Linked DNA regions of Homo sapiens: region 1 is linked to region 2. A link is a loop called in an ENCODE intact Hi-C map of the cell type or tissue named here. Cell type or tissue: heart left ventricle. All regions are shown on one strand. Links, peaks and the distances in the headings refer to the core of each region. The heading gives the core; the rest is flanking DNA. Region 1 has its middle 7.9 kb from the start of CERCAM. Region 2 overlaps SLC27A4 (solute carrier family 27 member 4).

The links. Hi-C counts contacts between places; a loop is a spot of excess contacts. Peaks named below come from ENCODE experiments on the same cell type or tissue, not always from the same donor. Only the 100,000 strongest peaks of a DNase experiment are listed, where the experiment ranks them.
Region 1: a loop joins it to region 2, with 7 times the contacts of the local background. A loop is called at or near these places in 82 of 110 quality-filtered maps.

Annotation. Positions count from the first base shown.
Region 1 is chr9:128,407,032-128,418,963 of GRCh38, reverse strand. No RefSeq gene overlaps it. Among named protein-coding and RNA genes, the nearest start is that of CERCAM, 7.9 kb to the left of the region's middle. RefSeq lists an enhancer at 7,003-7,622. In heart left ventricle, for the core only: CTCF peaks have their summits at 6,372 and 8,860; a DNase peak (open chromatin) is centred at 6,367; H3K27me3 peaks cover 4,619 bases.
Region 2 is chr9:128,355,022-128,366,634 of GRCh38, reverse strand. SLC27A4 (solute carrier family 27 member 4) reads right to left here. Exons shown (of 13, transcript NM_005094.4): 10 at 11,445-11,582; 11 at 11,073-11,237; 12 at 10,839-10,985; 13 at 5,165-6,301. The coding sequence ends at 6,144. Among named protein-coding and RNA genes, the nearest start is that of URM1, 11 kb to the left of the region's middle. RefSeq lists a silencer at 1,403-1,472 and enhancers at 814-1,705, 1,706-2,596. In heart left ventricle, for the core only: a CTCF peak has its summit at 4,325; DNase peaks (open chromatin) are centred at 1,399, 4,334 and 4,534; H3K4me3 peaks cover 1,839 bases; H3K27ac peaks cover 2,061 bases.

The DNA.
Region 1 (11,932 bases), core at 2,712-10,711, 50 kb before region 2:
CCGTGACCCTCAAAACTCACATGTTGAAAACCTAATGTTAATGTCAGGGTATTAAGAAGCGGGGCCGGCACGGCGCGGTGGCTCGCGCTTGTAATCCCAGCACTTTGGGAGGCGGAGGCGGGCGGATCACGAGGTCAGGAGATCAAGACCATCCTGGCTAACACGGCGAAACCCTGTCTCTACTAAAAAATAGAAAAAAATAGCCGGGCGTGGTGGCGGGCGCCTGTAGTCCCAGCTACTCAGGAGGCTGAGGCAGGAGAATGGCGTGAACCCAGGAGGCGGAGCTTGTAGCGAGCCGAGATCGCGCCACTGCACTCCAGCCTGGGCGACGGAGCGAGACTTCTGTCTCAAAAAAAAAAAAACAAAAAACAAAAAACAAAAAAAAAAACAGGCGGGGCCTTTGGGAGTTGATTGGGTGGGCTGCCCCACCTGAATGCGGCTAGTGCCCTTATAAAAGAGGCCTGGGGGCCGGATGCGGTGGCTCACGCCTGTAATCCCAACACTTTGGGAGGCTGAGGGGGGTGGATCATGAGGTCAAGAGATCAAGACCATCCTGGCCAACATAGTGAAACCCCATCTTTACTAAAAATACAAAAATCAGCTGGGTGTGGTGTCGCGTGCCTGTAGTCCCAGCTACTCAGGAGGCTGAGGCAAGAGAATCGCTTGAACCCAGGAGGCAGAGGTTGCAGTGAGCCAAGATCATGCCACTGTACTCTAGCCTGGCAACAGAGCGAGACTCCGTCTCAAAAAGAAAAAAGAGGCCTGGGGAGCTTGTCAACCCCTTCTGCCACATGAAGACACAGCTAGAAGGCCCCAGGTATGAGGAACGGGCCCTTACCAGACACCAAATCTGCTGACGCCTTGACCTTGGACCTCCCAACCCCCCAGAACTATTAGCAATAAATTTCTTTTTTTTTTTTGGCCAGGGGTTGGGGGGTGGTTCAAGCAATTCTCCTGCTTCAGTCTCCTGAGTAGCTGGGATTACAGCCACACACCACTATGCTTGGCTAATTTTTTGTATTTTTAGTAGAGATGGGTTTTCACTACGTTGGTCAGGCTGGTCTCGAATTCCTGACCTCAGGTGATCCAGCTGCCTCAGCCTCCCAAAATGCTGGGATTACAGGTGTGAGCCACTGCACCCGGCTGATAAATTTCTGTTGTTTATACATTATGCAGTCTAAGATATGTTGTTATAGCAGCCCAAACGGACTAAGACAGGGGGCTTCCTGATTCTTCCCTGGCCTCAAGTCCTCCTCTTCCCCCAAGTCCTCCCACCCTCCCCAGGAGTCCAGCCTGTTACTAACTTTCTTGCCTCAGAGTTTTCCCATCACACCTGCCTGGAAAACCCAATAGCCATCTTGTTTTGGGGCAGGTTGGGGCAACTGCAAACTCAGGGTCTCTACCCTCACTTGGGCTCTCACCCAGCCCAAGAATCCTGTTTCCCTGTGTCCCCTGCCCACTCCCCTCAGGGCATTTCAAATGCTTCTAGTCATTGAGGCACGGTGGCTCATGCCTGTAATCCCAGGACTTCGGGAGGCTGAGGTGGGCAGATCACTTGAGGCCAGGAGTTCGAGACCAGCCTAGGAAACACAGTGAAACCCTGTCTCTATTAAAAATACAAAAAAAGGCCGGGGCAGTGGCTCACACCTGTAATCCCAGCACTTTGGGAGGCTGAGGCAAGTGGATCACCTGAGGTCGGCAGCTCAAGACCAGCCTGACCAACATGAAGAAACCCCGTCTGTACTAAAAACACAAAATTAGCTGGGCATGGTGGCGTGTGTCTGTAATCCCAGCTACTCAGGAGGCTGAGGCAGGAGAATCACTTGAACCCAGGGGGGCAGAGGTTGCAGTGAGCCGAGATCGCGCCATTGCATTCCAGCCTGGGCAACAAAGGCGAAACTCCGTCTCAAAAAAAAAAAAATAGTAATAATACAAAAAAAAATTAGCCAGGTGTGGTGGCACATGCCTGTAGCCCCAGCCACTTGGGATTCTGAGGCAGAAGAATCACTTGAACCTAGGAGGTGGGAGTTGCAGTGACCTGAGATCACGCCACTGCACTACAGCCTGGGTGACAGAGTGAGATTCTGTCTCAACAAAACAAAACAAAACAAAACAAAACAAAGCCTCCAGTCTTCTCAAGCCCCCATTCCACCGCCCCTCTCCCCCAGCAAAGATCTCTCTACTACTTTTTGGAGAAAATAGAAGCCATTACCTGGGAACTCTCATTTCTAGCCTCCAAACCTTCCACCTCTGCCCTCAGCCAGCCTCAGGAGGCACACCCCTCCTCAACAGAACGGCCCCTGTGAAACCGCCTTTGCAAATTTGTAACTCAGGAAATTATGACAGCGGAACAAATCAGACCTAACTGATTCTGTCTTGCTTCTAACCCTTAAGCTGTCCTTGTTCACTCCTGGGCGTAGGCTGAACTAACTTTGGGAAGGAATTCAGTTCATGGTTTGACTCTGAAACAAAATTTATAACAGCCCTTTCCCAAAAAGACCCTTCTTCTTGCCTGGGGTCCAGTCTGCCTTTGCAGGACTGGCAAAGTAGCTATAAGATTAGAAATTACAATTTAGGGGTCATGCAGCCTTTGGGTCCTCCCCAAATTGCTCCTGGGGTAACATCACTATTGTAAAACCTAAAGTCAGTGCTTGAGATATTCTGCAGACCCTGCACCCGATGGATCAGCTGACACCAGCCAGACCAGTAATCTGGCCCAACCAGTTCTACCATCGCACCCAGGAACAGAAGACATTAAGAATACCTAACTTCCACCTCCTATGATTCCATCTCCAATCTGACCAATCAGCATTTTCCACTTTCCAAGCCCCTACCTGCCAAATTATATTTAAGAACTCTGATCCCCACATGACTGGGGAGAACCGATTTAAGTAATAATAAAACTCCGGTCTCCCGCACAGCCGGCTCTGTGTGAATTACTCTTTCTCCTTTGTAATTCCCCTGTCTTTTTTTTTTTTTTTTTTTTTTTTGAGACGGAGTCTCGCTCTGTCACCCAGGCTGGAGTGCAGTGGCGTGATCTCGGCTCACTGCAAGCTCCGCCTCCCGGGTTCACACCATTCTCCTGCCTCAGCCTCATGAGTAGCTGGGACTACAGGCGCCCGCCACTACGCCCGGCTAACTTTTTGTATTATTAGTAGAGACGGGGTTTCACCGTCGTCTCGATCTCCTGACCTCGTGATCCGCCCGCCTCGGCCTCCCAAAGTGCTGGGATTACAGGCGTGAGCCACCGCGCCCAGCCTCCCCTGTCTTGATAAATCGGTTCTGTCTAGGCAGCAAGCAAGGTGAACCCATTGGGTGGTTACACCTGGTCCCCTCTCCCTTCCTGGATCCCCATCCTCCCTCTCTTCTAGGCCCTTCCTTCCACATATCAAAGGACTTGGATCTCCCACAACCAAAGATAAGAAAGCACCAAGGCACCCCTGTGGCCTCTAGCTGTGGCCATAACTCCTCCAAGCCTCTTGAATGGTGAATGTGAACCTTGTTCCCTGTCTCTTCACTTCCTTCCATTCTCTGCTTGACACACATCAAGGTGGATCCTGCAGAGACCAGAGTCCTCCAACCACTCCCCCGAGTGGACACTTCCTCCTCATACCTGTATCCAGGCTGGAGTGCAGTAGCATGATCATTGCTCACTGCAGCCTCGAACTCCTGGACTCAAGCCATCCTCCCGTCTCAGCCTCCTGAGTAGTTGGGACTACAGGTGCATACCTAATATTTATTTATTTACTTACTTTGTATAGACGGGGATCTCACTATGCTGCCCAGGCTGGTCTTGAACTCCTAGACTTAAGTGATCCTCCCACCTTGGCCTCCCAAAGTGCTGGGATTACGGGTGTGAGCTACTGAGTCCGGCCAGCACGCCTTTCTAAAATGCCTGACAATAACTCCCTTCAGAGCTGCCACCGCTGAGCACAGAGCTCAACCCCTCAAGGGGCAACAAGGCCCTTCATGGCCTGCCTGCATCTTCTCCACCTCCTCTGGTCTGCAAGCCCTCCCCCTGACCCGACCTTATGCTCCAGCCAAATTGCACAATTTACAGTTTCCAGAATACTCCATGCTTTTGGACCTTCCCACATCCTTTTCTATTTTTTCCCTTGGTCCCGCTGCCTGGATTGGTCTTTCCCTTCCTGGGCAGCTTCTATACTGTGGGTCCTATAGTCTCAGCCAAAACTTCCTCTCTCTGCAAAGATTTCCCTGATGCCATGTCTGGGAGACATATCCCTACAGGTCATTCTGTATGATCCCATTCATTCAGCAACTATTTCCCGAGCACATGCTATGTGCAGGTGGAACGCTAGGGGCTGGGAATACAGAGGTGCACAAAACAGAAGCAGTCTCTGCTCCTAGGCTCCTTACATTTTGGTGAGAAGAAACAGGAAACAAGCAAAACAATCAATGAAGAGATCATTTCAAGGAATGGTAAATGCCATGAACAAATTGAAACACATGATCAAGAACTGAGAGTAGGCTGAAGGCAGTGGCTCACACCTGTAATCCCAGCACTTTGGGAAGCCAAGCCAGGCATATTGCTTGAGCTCAGGAGTTCGAGACCAGCCTGGCCAACATGGTGAAACCCTGCCTCTACAAAAAGTACAAAAATCAGCCGAGCATGGTGGTGCACACCTGTAGTCCCAGCTACTCAGGAGGTTGAGGTGGGAGAATCACTTGAGCCCGGCAAGCGGAGGTTGCAGTGAGCTGAGATTGCACCACTGCACTCCAGCCGGGGCAACAGAGCAGACACTGGCTCAAAAATAATAAATAAATAAAAAGAGAGAGAGAGAACTGAGAGTAGTTGGGAGTCGAGCAACATTCAGACAGAGGGTTCAGGGAAGACATTTTGGAACAAAAGGAAGAGTTAATCAAGGGGAGATCTGAGGGAAGAGTGTTCCAGATGCAGGAACAGGTAGAGCAAAGGCCCGGGGTGGGAACACGAAAGGCGGCCAGTGTGATTGGAGCAAAGTGAGCAAGAGGATATGGTAAGACGTGAGGTTAAATAGGTAGGAACGGCCAGGTCACCCAGTGCCTTGAAACTATGGCAGGGTTTTGGTTTTGGTTTTGTGTTTGAGAAGGAGTCTCGCTCTGTCACCCGGGCTGGAGTGCAATGGTGCGATCTCGGCTCACTGCAACCTCTGCCTCCTGGGTTCAAGCGATTCTCCTGCCTCAGCCTCCCGAGCAGCTGGGATTACAGGCAACTGCCACCACGCCCGACTAACTTTTGTATTTTTAGTAGAGACGGGCTTTTGCCAATGTTGACCACCCTGGTCTCAAATTCCTGACCTCAGGTGATCCGCCCACCTCAGCCTCCCAAAGTGCTGGGATTACAGGCATGAGCCACTGCGCCCAGCCATATGGCAGGGTTTTGGATTTTCTTTTTTTCTTTTCTCTTCTTTTCTTTTTTTTTTTTTTGAGATGTAGTCCCACTCTGTCACTCAGGCTGGAGTGCAACGGCATGGTCTTGGCTCACTGCAACCTCCGCCTCCCAGGTTCAAGGGATTCTCCTGCCTCAGCCTCCCGAGTAGTTGGGATTACAGGCGCTCGCCACCATGCCCGGCTAATTTTTGTATTTTTACTAGAGACAGGGTTTCACCATCTTGGCCAGGCTGGTCTTGAACTTCTGACCTCGTGATCCACCCACCTCGGCCTCCCAAAGTGCAGGGATTACAGACATGTAATCCCTACTAAAAATACAAAAATTAGCTGGACATGATGGCACGTGCCTCTAATCCCAGCTACCTGGGAGGCTGAGGCAGGAGAATTTCTTGGACTGGGAACCAGCAGGCGGAGGTTGCAGTGAGCCAAGATCGCACCACTGCACTCCAGCCTGGGCTACAGAGCAAGACTCCATCAAAAAAAAAAAAAAAAAAAAGCCCGGGTGCGGTGGCTCACGCCTGTAATTCCAGCACTTTGGGATGCTGGGGCGGGTGGATCACCTGAGGTTGGGACCAGCCTGGCCAACATGGAGAAACTCTGTCTCTACTAAAAAATACAAAATTAGCCGGGCGTGATGGCGGGTGTCTGTAATCCCAGCTACTCGGGAGGCTGAGGCAGGAGAATCGCTTGAACCTGGGAGACAGAGGTTGCTGTATGCCGAGATCTCGCCATTGCACTCCAGCCTGGGCAACAAGAGCAAAATTCCGTCTCAAAAAAAAAAAAAAAAAAAAAAGTGCTGTCCTGTGGAGCCTAAGACCTCATTAGCTGGGTCATGCCTGGAAAAAAATGATTGCTCGGACCCATCTGGCTGAGCACGATCCGGATCCTATGGGGTTGACACCTGGTGGGGCTGCCGGTTTCTGCCTGCAGCATCCTCACCCACTTCAGCCATTGTAGTTCTGACCAAATCCAGGTGATGGCGCCAGCGCCTCAGGCTTGACTCTGGCTTCCTGGAGTAGAGACCCTGCAAGAACCGTCCCCCTCCCCAGCGCCTTCGTCCCGCTGGGAGCCTCAGTTCCAAGGCCTGCCTGCCCCTGGCAAAGACTTTGTAGCATGGCTCCACCAGGGAGAGGGGAGCTGAGGCTGGCAGACTCAAACTGGGGGCCAACCCCTACTCCTAGATGTTAGGGAGGTGGGCTACAAGAGCCCCTTTGGGTCAAAGAGAAACTAGGGGTATCAGGCCACTGGGAGTTGGGGGTCAGGAACCCGGGTAGGCTGCTCTGGTCCAGTGGACTCTGGCCACACCCCCATTAACCCTCTGCGTACCCTGCCCCACCTCATTTGAGGTCCCAGGAGCTGCTTCCTTGCCAATGGGTAGGGGCAGCCTGGGGGTGCCCCAGGGCCCAGGTAGGGCCCCCGGATTGGGAGTCCTCATGGCCTGGCAGTCAAACAGGCTTGAAATGGGGACCCAAAGCAGAGAGGATGCTTGCATGCTCTTACCAGCTGCCAGCTTCACGTCTCCTGAGTTGGGGGATCTCTGGTCCCCTGTCCTGCTTTGTGGCCAAGGGAGCCCAGGATCCTGGCCAGAGGATGGGCCCGCACCCCACTCCTGGTTCTGGGTGCAGTTCGGCAGATGGGAATCCAGGAGCTCAGCTTGGACACCCTCCCCACCTCCGGCTCCAAGCCCGGTTCCAAGAGGACCCAGGGCTGAGCAGAGGCTTGTCCCCAATATCCTCCCCTGCCCCTCATCTTTCCTATTTGAGGGAAGACTGACACCCTCAAAGCCCAGCTGGAGGCATCTCTGCCCATTCTGCTTAGACTTAGCGCACCCTGGTCTCTGCTCGAGGAATCTGCCCTCAGCTCCCCCCATTCTGGGGGTCCACCCAACACCCACACACACTTCCACGGACCACCCTCTCTCTCCCTTTTGGCCATGCCCTCCTCTCCCAGGATCCCAGATGTGCAGCTGTCCTCCTCTGAGGCTCTGCCTCTGTTCTCAGGAGGCTGGGACCAGGCCAGCTGTTTTCTCTGGGCAGCCAGCTGTTTTGCCCATCAGGAAGCAGTCCTGGCTCCTCCGCTAAAATCGTTGCTGTGGCTGCAGCGTGGCAGCCCTGTTGAGCCAGGTCCTGGGAGCTGTTAACTCCTCTGGGCCCAGGCAGCCCCTTCCCTCTCTCAGCCCTGATACCTTCTGCTTCCCCCTGACCCACAGAACTAGCCCATCTCGGGACTTCTAGGGACCCCAAGAAGACCAAGTTTTGCTATCCCCACCCCCCTCAACAACTCCTAACCCCCGCCCCACTCCACAGAGCCTTGTCCTCAGGTGAACCCAGCAGGAGGCTCAAAGGGATAAATGTTAACCTTATTCAGAATAATAATCATAGCTATCATTAACCGTTTGCTGTGTACCAGGCATCTGCTAAGTGCTTTTTTTTGCGGTGGGCGATGGAGTCTCACTGTGTCGCCCAGGCTGGAGTGCAATGGCTCGATCTCAGCTCACTGCAGCCTCTGCCTCCTGGGTTCAAGCGATTCTCCTGCCTCAGCCTCCCAAGTATCTGGGATTACCCGCCACCATGCCCAGTTGATTTTTGTATTTTTAGTAGAGATGGGGTTTCACCATGTTGGTCAGGCTGGTCTCCAATTCCTGACCTCAGGTGATCCACCTGCCTTGGCCTCCCAAAGTGCTCAGATTACAGGCATGAGCCACCGTGCCCAGCCTGCTAAGTGCTTTAAATGTATTATATAACTTGATTTTCACGACAACCCTGTGAAGTCAGGAAATCTTTTTTTTTTAATTTTTTTTTGAGATGGATTCTTGCTCTGCCGCCTAGGCTAGAGTGCAGTGGTACTATCTTAACTCAGTGCAACCTCTACCTCCCTGGTTCAAGCAATTCTCCTGCCTCAGTTTCCCAAGTAGCTGGGATGACAGGCACGTGCCACCAGGCCCAGCTAATTTTTGTATTTTTAGTAGAGATGAGGTTTCACCATGTTGACCAGGCTGGTTTTGAACTCCTGACCTCAAGTGATCTGCCCGCCTTGGCCTCCCAAAATGCTGGGATTATAGGTGTGAGCCACCATGCCTGGCCAGTTGGGAATATTTTTATTTTACAGAAGAGGAAACCTTGAAACTGAGGCACGGAGAATCTAAATAAATCACTTGCCAAGCTCATCCAGAGTTGGGGTTTGGGGTTTGAAACCAAGTCTGCCTGTCTCACTCTGGCCAGCCCTGGTGACTCTGGAACTGCTGTTGGTGTTACTGTTTAAGTTCCCTGGAGCTTTTTGCCCCAGGCTTTCTCTCCCTGTCCTCAGTCGCCCCACCTGTGGAATGGGGACACTCTATGCATGGAGTAAACACCACCAGTTCTGAGTCTGGAGCTGTGTCAGGTTCTGTGCTCGATTCTTTCCAAGTATTTATTAGCGAATTACTCCTCCTGGTGGCTACGGTCGGCCTGGGCTAGAATCCCAGCTCTGCTGCCTCCAGACTGCCTGGCTTTGGGCAAGTGACTGGACCTCTCAAGAGTCTAGCAGTCTCCAAAGCTGCAAAATGGAGACAGGAAAAACGCCTCTGCATCTTTGATTTTGTTATGGAAAGGATGAGATGACGCAGATGAAGTGATTAGCCCAGGACCTGACCCAGAGGTAGTGGGTGGGAAATGCTGCCTGTTACTCTTCTATTTAACCACAATGGTCAAGGGCAGGATCCAAGTGGCCCATGCACCACCGCGTGCCCCCATGCTCAGCTCAGAGCTGGTACGTAGGAGGGCTCCATCATTACCTGTGAATGAACCTGGTCCGTGGTCCCCACATGGGGAAAGCAGGCTGGGAGAGGGCCACACCTGTCCAAGATCACACAGTTACCGGGTGGAGCTGGATTCAGCCCCGTCCGTGAGTCTGCCAAGGTCCCCTGCTCTGACTCCTGTACCCCTAGGGCCTTCTCTCTCGAGGCCAGAACCTGGAGTAGGGAGGGGACAGGGGAACAGGGACAATCTCAGGGCTAAGACAACCCAGAAGGTGACTTGGCTGTGGCTGGGTGGGATCTCAGGGTCTGGGAACGACCCCTCAGGATGCAGTGACCCGTGCTCTCCCTTTTTGTCCTCTCCCCCCTGCCCACCATGGGTCAGTTCCCTGGTCCCAGCCTAGACATCTGGAACTGGGGCAGACAAAGGGCTGCGGGAAGGGACAATAACCTTCTGTCCATTTTCAGATGTCGGGCCGCGCCTGGCCAGGGCTGGGGGCCGGAGCCCCGGCGAGGCGGTGCCAGGCCCCCCGCGGGCAGCGGACAATGTTGGCAGTGATGGAGAGGAGGCATTTCAAAGCGTTTTGTTCCCGCTGACCCCCTCCCCCCAACATCTCGCCCCAGCTCGGGGCGAGGCCCCATCCCCACCCCCAGCCACCCAGGCCTCTGCTCTGGGCGGCTTGGGGACCAGCCACATTCTTGACCTCAGGGGAAAAGTTTAGACTCTTTGCGCCCTGGGCAACAATAACAGTGTCACAGAACTGATTTAGGAGCAGCACTTACCATCACAAAGCAGCAGACAAAGAGCCGGGCTGAGAACGCGCCGGGCCGCTGCGACTACTCCACCAACCGCGGCTCACTTCTCTCCAGGCTCTGCCAGGCAGGACTGGGTGCCAGGCCCCACACCCTAGGCACACCAGGGGAGGACTTGAGGTGGGCAGTCATCAAGAAGAGACAGGGGAAACCAACCGGGAATGTGGAGGACTGAGAGCTAGTTCCTGCTCCACCACCAATTTGCTACGTGACCCTGAGCAAGTCCTTCCCCACTGTGGGCCTCAGTTTCCCTATCTGTAGTAAGAAGGCTAAACTATAAGGCCAAAAGCACGAGGCTCTGATCTTGCAGGTAGAAGAGTTTCAATGAGGATGATGACAGTGGTGATGGTGGTGCTGCCAAGCCCCCCTCCTCCAACTCCTTTACCCCTAGGGCCTTCTTTCTTGAGGCCAGAACCCGGACTAGGGAGGGGACAGGGGAACAGGGACAATCCCATGGCTAAGTAAGACAACCCAGAAGGTGACTTGGCTGTGGCTGGGTGGGATCTCAGGGTCTGGGAACGACCCCTCAGGATGCAGTGAGAAGTATTTGCCACTTGGTCCTGTGCACTTCAGAGGTGCCAGGCACTGTGCTCACTAAGCCCTTTCAGACCTTCATACCCTTTTATCATGTAAACTTTTTCAGACTCACAAAGCAGATGTATAATTAGCTCCACTTTACACTTGATAAGCTAAGGCTCAGAGAAGTTCAGTCATTTGTCCAACGCCACACAGCCTGGAGGTTGTGGAGCCAATACTCAAGGCGGAGCCGCTTCCTTCCTGAAATTATACTCCAGTGGGAAGGAGAGAGGAACAACGAGGCAGCTGGACATGGTGAGTTCTGGCTGGGAGGGTCTTCCCTCCCTGCCAGAAGGCTATGAATAAAGAAATGTCTGCTTATCCCCAGGGGAAATTCCATCCTTGGAGCAGGTGCCTTTATTTATTTATTTATTTATTTATTTATTTATTTATTTTTTGAGACAGAATCTCGCTCTGTCACCCAGGCTGGAGTGCAGTGGCGCGAACTTGGCTCACTGCAACCTCCACCTCCCGGGTTCAAGCGATTCTCCTGCCTCAGCCTCCCGAGTAGCTGGGACTACAGGCACCCGCCACTACGCCTGGCTAATTTTTGTATTTTTAGTAGAGATGGAGTTTCACCATATTGGCCAGGCTGGTCTCTCAACTCCTGACCTTGTGATCAGCCCTCCTTGGCCTCCCAAAGTGCTGGGATTACAGGCGTGAACCACTGTGCCCAGCTGCAGTTGCCTTTAAAAACGAGGTTGGACAAGCACTTTGGGAGGCTCCCGCCTGTAATCCCAGCACTTTGGGAGGCTGAGGCAGGTGGATCACTTAAGCCCAGGAGCTCAAGACCAGCCTGGGCAACATGGCAAAACTCCATCTCTACAAAAAATACAAAAATCAGCCAAGCATGGTGGCCATTCACTCCAGCCTGGGCGACAGGGTGAGACTGTGTCTCAAAAAATAAAAATAAAGTTTATTTAAAAAAAAGCTTGATTGATTTTTATCTGTGAACAGAGGTGGGCCTGGGTAGACATCCAGATGCAGGGGATTGAATGCAATGACCTCCAGCGGAGGCCTCCTAGGAATCAGAGGCACTATGGAAGAACGTTTAAGGGATTGGGCTCTGCAGCCAAGCTATGGGCTTGAATCCCAGCTCTTTTTCTCGCAGTGTGTCCACAGATGAGTCACTTCAATGCTCCGTGTCTCAGTTTTCCAATCTGTAAAACTGACTCCACACTGCAGGAATGTGGTGACCACCATTCAGCAAGGTACGTGGACGACCTCAGAACAGAGCCTGACCCAGTGAGGAATGCCTGTTTCTACTCGGCAGGGTCCCCCCAGCCAGGTCCCACCTCAAAGCAGGAACCACTGGGGTGCTGTGGTATGCAGTCAGCTGTTGACCTTGCTTTTTGGGAAGTGGTTGGGCTTTAAAGACAACATGAGGGACTATGGTTAGACACCAAGAACAAAGACGCC
Region 2 (11,613 bases), core at 1-8,000:
CTGTAATCCCAGCACTTTGGGAGGCTGAGGCGGGCGGATCACGAGGTCAGGAGATCGAGACCATCCTGGCTAACACGGTGAAACCCCGTCTCTACTAAAAATACAAAAAAAAATTAGCCGGGTGTGATGGCGGGCACCTGTAGTCCCAGCTACTCGGGAGGCTGAGGCAGGAGAATGGCGTGAATCCAGGAGGCGGAGCTTGCAGTGAGCCGAGATCGCGTCACTGCACTCCAGCCTGGGTGACAGAGCGAGACTCCGTCTCAAAAACAAAACAAAACAAAAAAACAACAACAAAACAAACCACCACCACGAAAAAAAAAAAAAAACCTGTCGGTAGGCCAGGTATGGTGGCTCACGCTGTAATCCCAGCACTTTGGGAGGCAGAGGTGGGTGGATTACTTGAGGTCAGGAGTTTGAGACCAGCCTGGACATGGCGAAACCCCATCTCTACTAAAAACACAAAATTAGCCAGGTGTGGTGGAGCACACCTGTAATCCCAGCTACTTGGGAGGCTGGGGCAGGAGAATCGCTTGAACCCAGGAAGGGGAGGTTGCAGTGAGCCGAGATTTCGCCACTGCACTCCAGCCTGGGCGACAGAGCCAGGCTCCAACTCAAAACAAAACAAACCCCAAAACCTGTGGGTCTCCTTGCCCTCCTGGGGCTGATGTTCAAGGAGACCACATAGAGGGAACCACAGAAGACAGAGCAATCCATGGTATGGAGGGAGAACACGGGGCCTGTGGGAACCAGAGGAGGTCCCCAACTTAGTCCTGGGGTCCGGGAAGGCTTCCCACAGGAAGTCACATGGAAGCCCAAGTCTAAAGGAGGTGTTGGGAGTCTATGCACGGGGCCAGAGACACTCCCTCCCTACTGGAATCTCCCAGGCAGGTGGTCCTCCAGCTTCTCCTGGCACAGCCCAGAGATTGGTGAGCTCTTTGGGTAAACCAGCCCACTCTGTGGATGCCCAGCTATCACTGATAAAGTCCTTCCTTCTAACCCAAGCCTACCCCACTCCATCCTTTAGTTAGTAACAATATTAGCTTAACACCCATAATCTTTCAAATAGTATTTATTGCACGCCCACTTTGCACCTGCCAGGTGCATTACATGCACCCCCTAATTTACTCCTCACAGGGACTCTTTGTGATCCCTTTTTCAGATGAGAGCACCGAGACTCCGAATGGGTGGCTTGCCTGAGCCCCCGTAAGGCCTCAGCCCCAGGCTTTTGTGTCCTCGGGATCCCTGCCCCTTATGCACTGACCTCACTGCCTCCCCTTGGACTAGCCTCACCCAAATGCTTTCCCTTTGGGTCCACACAGAACAGGGGCTTGGGCCCCATTCCCTGTTCCCTCCAGCAGGCCGGCCAGCCCGGGCGTAGGCCTCCGTCCTCTCTGAAGCTCGCAGGGAGACAATGGCAGGGTCGGCTGGGGAGGCGAGGGCGCGGGTGCCCCCCTGCCTGCTGTCCTTTGTCTTCCCGCCTGCTCCCCTCGCGCGCCCCGGGAGGCTGGGAGGCGCCTCTCGCAGGCTTCCTCCTCCCATTCTTGTGCTAATTGGGTGTCAAGCTGAGATCAGTGAGAAAGAAATCCGCCCCGGCTCGGGTTAAACTGCCGCCAAAGACGAGGGCTGAGCCCAGAATATCATTAGGCCGGGAGGAAGCAGGGCCCCCTCCTCGGGGGGAGGGGCCGGCTACGCATTTCAAGCCCCTTTGAAAGTCACTCGGTCACCCCCTCCTTTGCTGCCGCAGCCTCAATGGGCCCCTCGGAGGTATTTAACCTTCTTCCCAGGAACTGAAAGTGATACACCATGCAGTGGCCTGGACAGCCACTTGCCTGTCCCGAGGGCAGCTGGACCTCCGGGAGCGCACGAGGCTGGCCCCTTCCAGCCTCTCCTGGAGGAACAGTTTGCAGATGGGAACACTGAGGTTCAGGGAAGGGGACTTTCCTCCCAGTTCTGCCATTCACAAGCTCTGTGGTATTTGGGAGAGACTTTGCCTCTCTGAGCCTCAGATTCCTCATCTGTGAAATGGGGATAAAAATGTACCTGCTTTGGGCTGGGCGCGGTGGCTCACGCCTGTAATCCCAGCACTTTGGGAGGCCGAGGCGGGTGGATCACTTGAGGTCAGGAGTTCGAGGCCAGACTGACCAGCATGGTGAAACCCCATCTCTACTAAAAATACAAAATTAGCCTGGCGTGGTGGCAGGTGCCTGTAATCCCAGCTACTTGGGAGTCTGAGGCAGGAGAATGGTTTGAACCCGGGAGGTGCAGATTGCAGTGAGCCGAGATTGGGCTACTGCACTCCAGCCTGGGCAACAAGAGCAAAACTCCATCTCAAAAAAAAAAAAAAAAAAATAGTACCTGCTTTGAATAGGAGGATTTTAAAAAAACAAGGTACGTGCTTTGAATAGAAGGATTTAATGAAATCATGCACATAAAGCGCTTTGCACAGGGCCTGACACATAGAAGTGCGCCGTACATTGTGGACATTAATGGCAGCCTAAGGAAGTGGGTTTGACTTGATACTCGGACCTCCAAATGGAGCTTGCTCCTCTCTGGAGGCGTAAAAATAGAAGAGCCCACAAAGGATTCTAACAACTCTAACCCCTCTCCCCAACCCTGCAGCTTCGCTGCCTGCCCTTATTTATTTGAGACAGTCTCACTCTGTTGCCCAGGCTGGAGTGCAGTGACATGAGCGCTCAGCCCACTGCAACCTCCGCCTCCCAGGTTTCAAGCGATTCTCCTGCCTCAGCCTCCCGAGTAGCTGGGGTTACAGGTGCCCACCACCACGCCAGGCTAATTTTTGTTTTTAATATAGAGATGGGGTTTCATCATGTTGACCAGGCTGGTCCCGAACCCCTGACCTCAAGTGATCTGCCTGCCTGGGCCTCCCAAAGTGCTGGGATATAGGCGTGAGCCACTGCGCCTGGCCTGTCTGCCCTTTTAACCTGCCCTGGACTTCCAGCCCTCTACATGTGGTTGCTTCCTCCATCTGGAACAATCTTCCTTGAAAGCCCTCCCTGACCAAGATACACCCAGCCTATGTGCTGGATTAGGTGCAGCTAAGCACACAGCCTTTGCTTCTTTACTCACCATCCCCCTCTCTGGAGATGGTGGCTCCCTGAGGGCAGATCTGGGACCCAGGTCTCTATCTTGCTCATCTGGCAGTTCCCTGCCCTCCCTGCACAGGGTAGGCCTTTAGAATTTGCTCCATAGGGCCGGGTGCGGCGGCTCACACCTGTAATCCCAGCACTTTGGGAGGCCGAGGCGGGCGGATCACCTGAGGTCGGGAGTTGGAGACCAGCCTGACCATGGAGACACCCCGTCTCTAATAAAAATACAAAATTAGCCAAGCGTGGTGGTGCATGCCTGTAATCCCAGCTACTCGGGAGGCTGAGGCAGGAGAATCGTTTCAAACCGGGAGGCAGAGGTTGCGGTGAGCCAAGATCATGCCACTGCACTCCAGCCTGGGCAACAAGAATGAAACTCCGTCTCAAAAATAATAATAATAATAATTTGCTCCATAGATGAACTTACAGGGTGCTCTGTAAACTGTGGGGCACTATATAAATGTCAGGAAATGCCTGAGAAACAGTAGCTATTTTTGTCAGTTAACCTCACAAGCATGTATTAAGCACCTGCTGCATGCACGGAGATGACTCACACAGCCATGGTTGAGGTATGATCAGATGCAGACCCGAGAGGTGAAGGGGTCACAGGCCCACCAGTCCCTGTCCATCATGGAGGGGCTGCAGTGGGGCCTAGTACAGAAGTGGGAAACTTAGCCTAGTCTAAGTGAGGTTTTAACATCTAAATATATCTCCTTTTTCTCTTTTAACTACCATGCACTGAGTGGACACCAGCACCAGGCCTAGTGCTGAGATTTTCGTGCATGATCTCATTGAATTTTCACAACTATCCCAAGATAGGGATTCCTTGACCTTCATTTACAGGAGAGGAAACTGAGGCTTAGCCTGGCAAGTGGTAGAGCTGGGATTTGGATGCAGGCCTGTCCGACTCCAGAGCCAGAGCTCTTCACCACCACTGCATATTGCCTTCGGGTGACTGTGTTCAACCTGGAGGAAGGAATGCCCCGCTCTGAGAGCTCCTTCTTCCCACTGTGGAGAACTCACTACTGAGGGTTAAAGACACAAAGCCGCACTGCCAACCAAATCCAGGTCCTTGGAAACCCGACCAAAGGCCCTCGGAGGCCTGTCACAGGGTCCTCTAAGTTGGGAACCTGCTCGCGGCTGAGGTGGGAATCAGCCTCTCCATGCTTCCCTCGGCTAAGGGCCAGGAGTGGATTCTCCAAGCTCCACACGCCCTCTGCTGATCACACTCAGGCACGGCAGCTATACCTGCCACATGACTCCACTCAGCACCGCTCCGCAAGGCCCCCACTCCAGTTCTGCCTCTGCATCCCAAATTCTCCCAAGACAGGCACTGGATTCCTCTGTCTTTCCAAGTGCACTCCCCCAGGAGGCACCCCAGCTTTCAGCCTGGCTACCCTCCGCCTGCACTGTCAGCTGCTGGCCCGGGGCGTGGCCAAGGCGGCCCTGCAGGCATGCGTGGAATGGAGGCTTTCTGGCTTCCCCCGCCTTCTGCACCAGGAGGCAGGGTGGTGTGGCAGGAAGGGCACGGGCTCCATTCCAGCCCTCTCTACTTGCTGTGAGATGTTGGCCATGTAACTGAAAACCTCCAAGTTCTGGTTCCTTCCTTAGAAAGCCCATAGTGGAGATAAAGGCCCAGGGGCTTGCACTGCCCACCGCCCTGGGCTGTGCTGGAACCCCTTCCCATTGGGCAGTGAGTTTCCAGCGTGGGTGTGACTCCTCCATCGGGGCCTAGGAGACAGCTGGCTCTCCACCGGCACTGCTGGTGGGACAGCTGTGTTGACTGTTCCAGGAAGCTTCCCTGGCCTCTGTCCGGGCTGCCAGGCAGCCTTGCTTTGGCTCTCACTGCAGCCCCCACCCCTGCAAATCTTTCCCGCCCCTAAACAACTGGGAAAATGCACCTCAGGCGGAGTCAGGGTCCTGCCCGAGGTGACGGTTTCCCCTCAAGCTCCTTACTCGTGATAGCACTTTTAGCTTCTGAATCCTCTTAACTGATGAATCCCATTTCACAGATGAAACTGAGTCATTTCCCCAAGGCCACACACTTAGAGTGACAGAGCTGGTTTGGACTTTCAAGCCCACACTGTTAAACACCTTGCCAGATTCACATGGGCACTGCCCCCGGCTGAACCAGCACATTGGAGGCAGGGGCTGCGGCATCTTACCTGCTACACCCTCAGCTTAGATAAGTGAATGAACAGATGAGGCGGGTCAATGGGCCAGGGGGTTGGCGTGGGGGATCAAGCGGCCACAGTGGGGCTGTGGGGTTCTGGGGTCAGGGTGGGCTTGGGTGGTTTGCACACAGGCTAGGAGGACTCAAGGCAGAGTTTATTGGCCCCTGAGCCCCCTCTCCCATTCCTCCTCCCCTCATAGCCAGGCCAAGACTGAGATGGAGGTGACACAGACCCACAAGGACTGAGAGGCCCTGCCTGAGGGATAATCAGGCAGCCACCCAGGGAGGAGGATGGGGGAGTGGGGAGAGGCCAGGGGCGTGGTCCTGACCTCCTGCTGTAGATGGGGCATCAGGGGCCACCTACAGATGTCAGGTCCTCTCCTCCCCTCCTGGAGGTGGGGGTGGAGCCCAGTGAACTTGGGCAGCTCTGGGGCTACGATTCTCTTTGGCCACCAGATGGATGCTACCACTGTCCCTGCCCACTCTGTTGACTTCCTGAGTCTGGGGACTTCTGCTCTGGTTCCATTTATAAGCTCCCTGCTCTCTGGGAAGGGCTCGGTGACCCCTTGTCCTCTCCCTACCCTCACCCAAGACATCATCCTGAGAAAACCCGTCAGTCTCAGCCTGGGAACCAGAGGGCCTGCCCAGCCCAGAAGACGGAACTTGGACATGAGACTTTCACAGAAAGCCTCTGGAAGGGTTGGGAAGGCAATGAGTCACTTGGCAGTTTTGGATGGAGGGGCAGCACCTCAGGATGGAGGTGCCAGGCCCTGCTTGCTTTGGTCTGGCCTTGTCCAGGACCGCTCTGGGGCGGAACCTGGGGCTCCGGATCCAGCATCCGCCGGCCCTCAGAGGGATGGGGGGAATCACAGCTTCTCCTCGCCTGCCTGGATGCGGCTGTAGGCCTCTTGGTCCAGCGGGACGTAGCGGCCCTTCTGGGCATCTAGATAGAACAGCGGGTCTTTCACAATAGCCGGGTCAAAGCCCTCCTTCCGTAGCTCTGTCTTCTGGAACTTGTAGGTTCCTGGGAGAGCAGGGAAGAAGACTCAGTGCAGGGCAGGGGCCCGAGCTCCCAGCTTCCCAACCACCAGTACTGAGGAAGGCAGGGAGCAGGGCTGGAGGACAAACAGGGGAGGGAAGTGGGGGAGGAGGCACAGCCCTTTACAGTTTGCAAAGAATGGTCATACAGCAGCTGTGGCAAAGTTGGGGCATGGGGACAGCTGCTAGTTACCCACCCACCCCTACTTTGCAGATGGGAAAACAGGCCTGGAGAAGGGAGGCTATTTGCCTAGTGTCACATGCTGAGTGACAGCAGAGTGGGGACCAGAACGGAGGTCTTCTGACTGTGATGTCTCCCTTTGAGTACCTACCAGGTAACAGTGTGAGCTTATTTCATCTGTACATCAGCCCCATAAGGCAGGTGCTCAACCGTATTCTCTGGATTCTAACACGGACGTGCTTGCAGATTTTAACATCTCTGAACTAGTATAATTAGCAGCACATATTTTCTTACTCGTACATAAAAAATTCATGGTATTTTTTTCTTTTTTATTGAGACAGGGTCTCACTCTATCACCCAGGCTGGAGTGAAGTGATGCCATCTCAACTCACTGCAACCTCCACCTGCCGACCTCAAGTGATCCTCCTACCTCAGCCTCCCAAGTAGCCAGGACTATAGGTGTGCACCACTGTGCCTGGCTAAGTTTTGTAATTCTTTCTTTCTTTCTTTATTGGAGACGGAGTCCTGCACTGTCACCGGGGCTGGAATGCAGTGGCACGATCTTGGCTCACTGCAACCTCGGCCTCCCGGGTTCAGGCGATTCTCCTGCCTCAGCCTCCCAAGTAGCTGGGATTACAGGCACCCACCACCACGCCCAGCTAATTTTTTGTATTTTTAGTAGAGACGGGGTTTCACCATGTTGGTCAGGCTGGTCTCGAACTCCTGATCTCAGATGATCCACCCTCCTCGACCTCCCAAAGTGCTGGGATTACAGGCGTGGGCCACTGCGCCTGGCCAAGTTTTGTATTTCTTGTAGAGATGGGGTTTCGCCATGTTGCCCACCCAGATCTTGAACTCCTGGGCTCAAGCGAGCTACCTGCCTCAGCCTCCCAAAGTGCTAGGATTACAAACATGAGCTGCCACGCCTGGCCGCATCTTTCAATCAATGGTATTAATCCTGTACAGATGAGAAGACTGATGCTCAGGGTGGTAGAACTGGGATTGGAACCTGGATGAGACAGACTACCAAAAATGGCTGCAGATTCCTCCCCTCCCTGTACACACACACCTCTGCTATGTGGCTTTGGCACTTCTCCTGGCAAGAGCTCGACTTTTTCAATCTCCATTGGCCTCAATCTGGACTGGCTTTACAACTTGCTTTAACCAACAGAAGGTGGCAAAAGCAATGTTGTAGGAGTTCTGGGTGAGTCTAGGCCTCGGGGGACCTTGCATCTTCCACCTCTACCTGCTTGGGGGTGCCCTGGGGCTAGTCTAGCCTTCCAAAGGGTGAGAGGCCACGTGGAGCAGAGATGAGCCATCCCAGGTGAGGGCCCAGACCGGCGCCGTCCAATATGACCTCATGTGGCTATTTACATTTAAATTATTAAACAAGGCCAGGCATGGTGGCTCACGCCTGTAATCCCGGCACTTTGGGAGGCCAGGGTGGGCGGATCACCTGAGGTCAGGAGTTCGAGACCAGCCTGGCCAACATGGCAAAACCCCATGTCTAATAAAAAAAATACAAAAATTAGCCAGGTGTGGTGGCACGTGCCTGTAATCCCAGCTACTGGGGACGCTGAGACAGGAGAATCACTTGAACCCAGGAGGCAAAGGTTGCAGTGAGCTGAGATTGCACCACTGCACTCCGGCCTGGGCGATAGAGCAAGACTCCATCTCAAATAAATAAATAAATTTAAGTTAATTAAACAAAATTTAATCCCAAAGTGTTGGGATTACAGGCGTGAGCCACGGCGTCCAGCCAGCAGCCACCTTTCAAGTGCTCAGTAGCTCTGCCAGGCTAGTGGCTACTGTGTTGGACAGCAGAAACCTAGAACATTTCCATCGCTGCAGAAAGTTCTGTTGGACAGTGCTGCAGAGGTAAGCAGCCGAGAGCCAGACACGTGGGTGAGGCCATCTAACTGCCTCTTGCCCCAGCTAAGTTACTAAGTGATGACCCCAAAGCAAGGTCAATAGAAGAACTGCTCAGCTGCACTTAACCCCTAAATTGCTTACCCACAGAATTATGCATCAATAAACTGGTTGTTTCGAGCCATTTTGGGGCAAGTAAGTTTGGGGGTGGTTTGTTCTGCAGCAAAGCCCATCTGAAATACAAGGTCTGAGAGCCTCCCTGCCTTTCCTGGACAGAAGTATGGTGCTGCTCAATCCTCCGGAAGCTCATGGTCTTGGCCATTAGCCTGGCCACAGTGTCTCCAACCTTCAGAACCACACTGAAGTCCTAAACCCTCCCCGATGCTTTAGGCACTCCAGGTACCCACTCTCTGGCAGAAGCCACATTGGCTAGGGAGTGCCCACCATCAAGGCAGGACTGATATGACGACAACGTGGGAGGTGGCCAGGGAAATGTGCTCCAAAGGGTGAGCAGCCAGGGAGGGCCCAGAAGAGGCACCAAGGGCTGAGGAAAGCAGGGGCAGGTATGGGCATGAGCCTCAGCATTTCCTGCCCACCAGGGAACTCTTGAGAGCCACCAATGGGCCAACAGATAGAAAGATGGTGCTGCCTTGTGGGCGACTGCGGGCCCGCTGCCCACCTCCCACCTGGACAACTGCAACAGCCCCTCCCTCGTCTCCCAGCTCCCTCAGGGCTGCCTGCAATCCTCTCCCACTCCGTACACAGCAGCCAGAGAGCTTTGTAGAGCATGAGTCTGACCAGGTTCCCACCTGCTAAGATGCTTTTTTTTTGAGACAGAGTCTCACTCTGTCGCCCAGGCTGGAGTGTAGTGGCATGATCTCAGCTCACTGCAACCTGTGGCTCCTGGGTCTCCTGGGTTCAAGCAATTCTCCTGTCTCAGCCTCCCGAGTCGCTGGATTACAGGTATGTACCACCACGCCCGGCTAATTTTTTTTTTTTTTTTTTTTTGAGACAGAGTCTCACTCTGTCTCCCAGGCTGGAGTGCAGTGGCACGGTCTCGGTTTACTGCAACCTCCACCTCCCAGGTTCAAGTGCTTCTCATGCCTCAGCCTCCCAAGTAGCTGGGATTACAGGCGCCCACCACCATGCCTGGCTAATTTTTTTTTTTTTTTTTTTGAGACGGAGTCTCACTCTGTAGCCCAAGCTGGAGTGCAGTGGCGTGATCTCAGCTTACTACAACCTCCACCTCCGGGGCTCAAGCGATCCTCCTGCTGCAGCCTCCCAAGTAGCTGGGACTACAGGCGCCCACCACCATACCTGGCTAATTTTTTTGTATTTTTGGTAGAGACGGGGTTTCATCATGTTGCCCTGGATGGTCTCAAACTCCTGAGCTCAGGCAATCCATCTGCCTTGGCCTCCCAAAGTGCTGAGATTACAGGTGTGAGCCACCATGCTCAGCCTAATTTTTTTATTTTTATGTTTGTATTTTTAGTGGAGATGGCATTTCACCATGTTGGCCAGGCTGGTCTCGAACTCCTGACCTCAAATGATCCGCCCACCTTGGCCTCCTAAGTGCTGGGATTACAGGCGTGAGCCACCACGCCCAGCCAGCTAATTTTTATATGTTTAGTGGAGACGGGGTTTTGCCATGTTGGGCAGGCTGGTCTCGAACTCCTGACCTCAAGTGATCTGCCCGCCTTGGCCTCCCACCCAAAGTGCCGGGATTACAGGCATGAGCCACTGCGCCCGGCCTTGCTGAGATGCTTCTGTGGCTCCCTACTGCCCCCGGGACAGTCCCGACTCTTACCCTGGCCTGCAAGGCCCTGGGCTTCTGGCCCCTGCTGGTTTCTCTCCCACTTCATGCCACTGCCTGCCCCTCTCACTTGGCTCCAGCCTTGGGGGCCCCCTTTCGTTCCTCCAGCACCCAAGCTCCTTCCTGCTTCGGGGGCTTTACAGTGTCTATTCCTGCAGCCTAGAGTGCCTCCCACCGCCATAAAGTCCTTCCTTTCATTCAGGTCTCAGCTGAACCATCCCCTCCTCAGAGGAGCCTTCTAGTCATCCCAAGCGTCCCACCTTTTTGCTTTCCTATCAGCTTGCTCTGTGGTTCATTTTTCTTTTTATCTGTTTAACTCTAATCTCATGACAGATTATGTGGTCGATTCTTTACCTTTGGAATGCCTTGTCCTAGGCCAGCCTCTCTCCTGCTCTAAAACTCCAAGAAGGCAAAACATCCAGAGCTCACCAGCCGTATCCCGAGGCTTAGCGCTGTGCCTGGCACCTAATATGTGTTCTACTAAGGAACAATGTGTGTCTTCTCTGCCAGCCCCGTCTGCTCACCTCTACACAGGCAGGTCACTTTACCAACTGCCCGGCCAGGCTGTGTGCAGAGGTCAAGTAACAGCCAACCGGGTCTCTCCAGAAGGAAACGGGAAGGGACCTGGGATCCGAGAGCTGGAGCAGGGGAGGGACACACCTGTTTTGTGCAGCTCAGGCAGGAGGCGCAGGAAGATGGGGCGCGCATACAGGGGCAGTTCCTTCTCCAAGACCTGAGCAAAGCGCTCCAGGTCACAGTTGCCAGTGGGGCTGGCCACAGCAGCCATTCCGGCCCGGCCCTCGGTTCCTGGGGGTGGCAGGGTAGACACTGAGTAGCTGGTGGTGCCCCTGGGTGGTGCCTCCCTACCCACACCTCGCGCCTGCCTGCACATACCTGGCACCTCGACACCATACACGGCCACGTCAGCCATGTCCAGCAGGCGGCTGAGTGTGCCTTCCACCTCGGTGGTGGACACGTTCTCACCTTTCCAGCGGAACGTGTCCCCAGTGCGGTCTCGGAAGTACAGGTAGCCCAGCTCGTCCATCACCAGCACATCACCTAGGGAGGGGCCGGATGAGGCAGGGCTGGGCCTGGCCAGCTCTGAGACCAGGGCTCAAGCCAGGGAGGCTTTGCTGGAGCCCAAGGATTTGTTTGACCACAAGGGCCAGGACTGGGGGAGTCCTGGGAAGGTGTCCTCTGGAGGTGGGAGAAGGTCCCCTCCTCCCCCAACCCTCAGGAAGGGGCTGTGAAGGGCTGGGGACCCACCAGTAAGGTAGGCCTGGTCCCCCTTCTTGAAGACATCCTTGGCAATCTTCTTGTTGTTGGCGCCCTGGTTGAGGTAGCCATCGAAGCGGCGCAGGGGGTCTTTCTGGATGATGCGGCCCACCAGCTGGCCCGGCTCACCTGGGGTGGGGAAGGCAGGGTCAGATCTGCC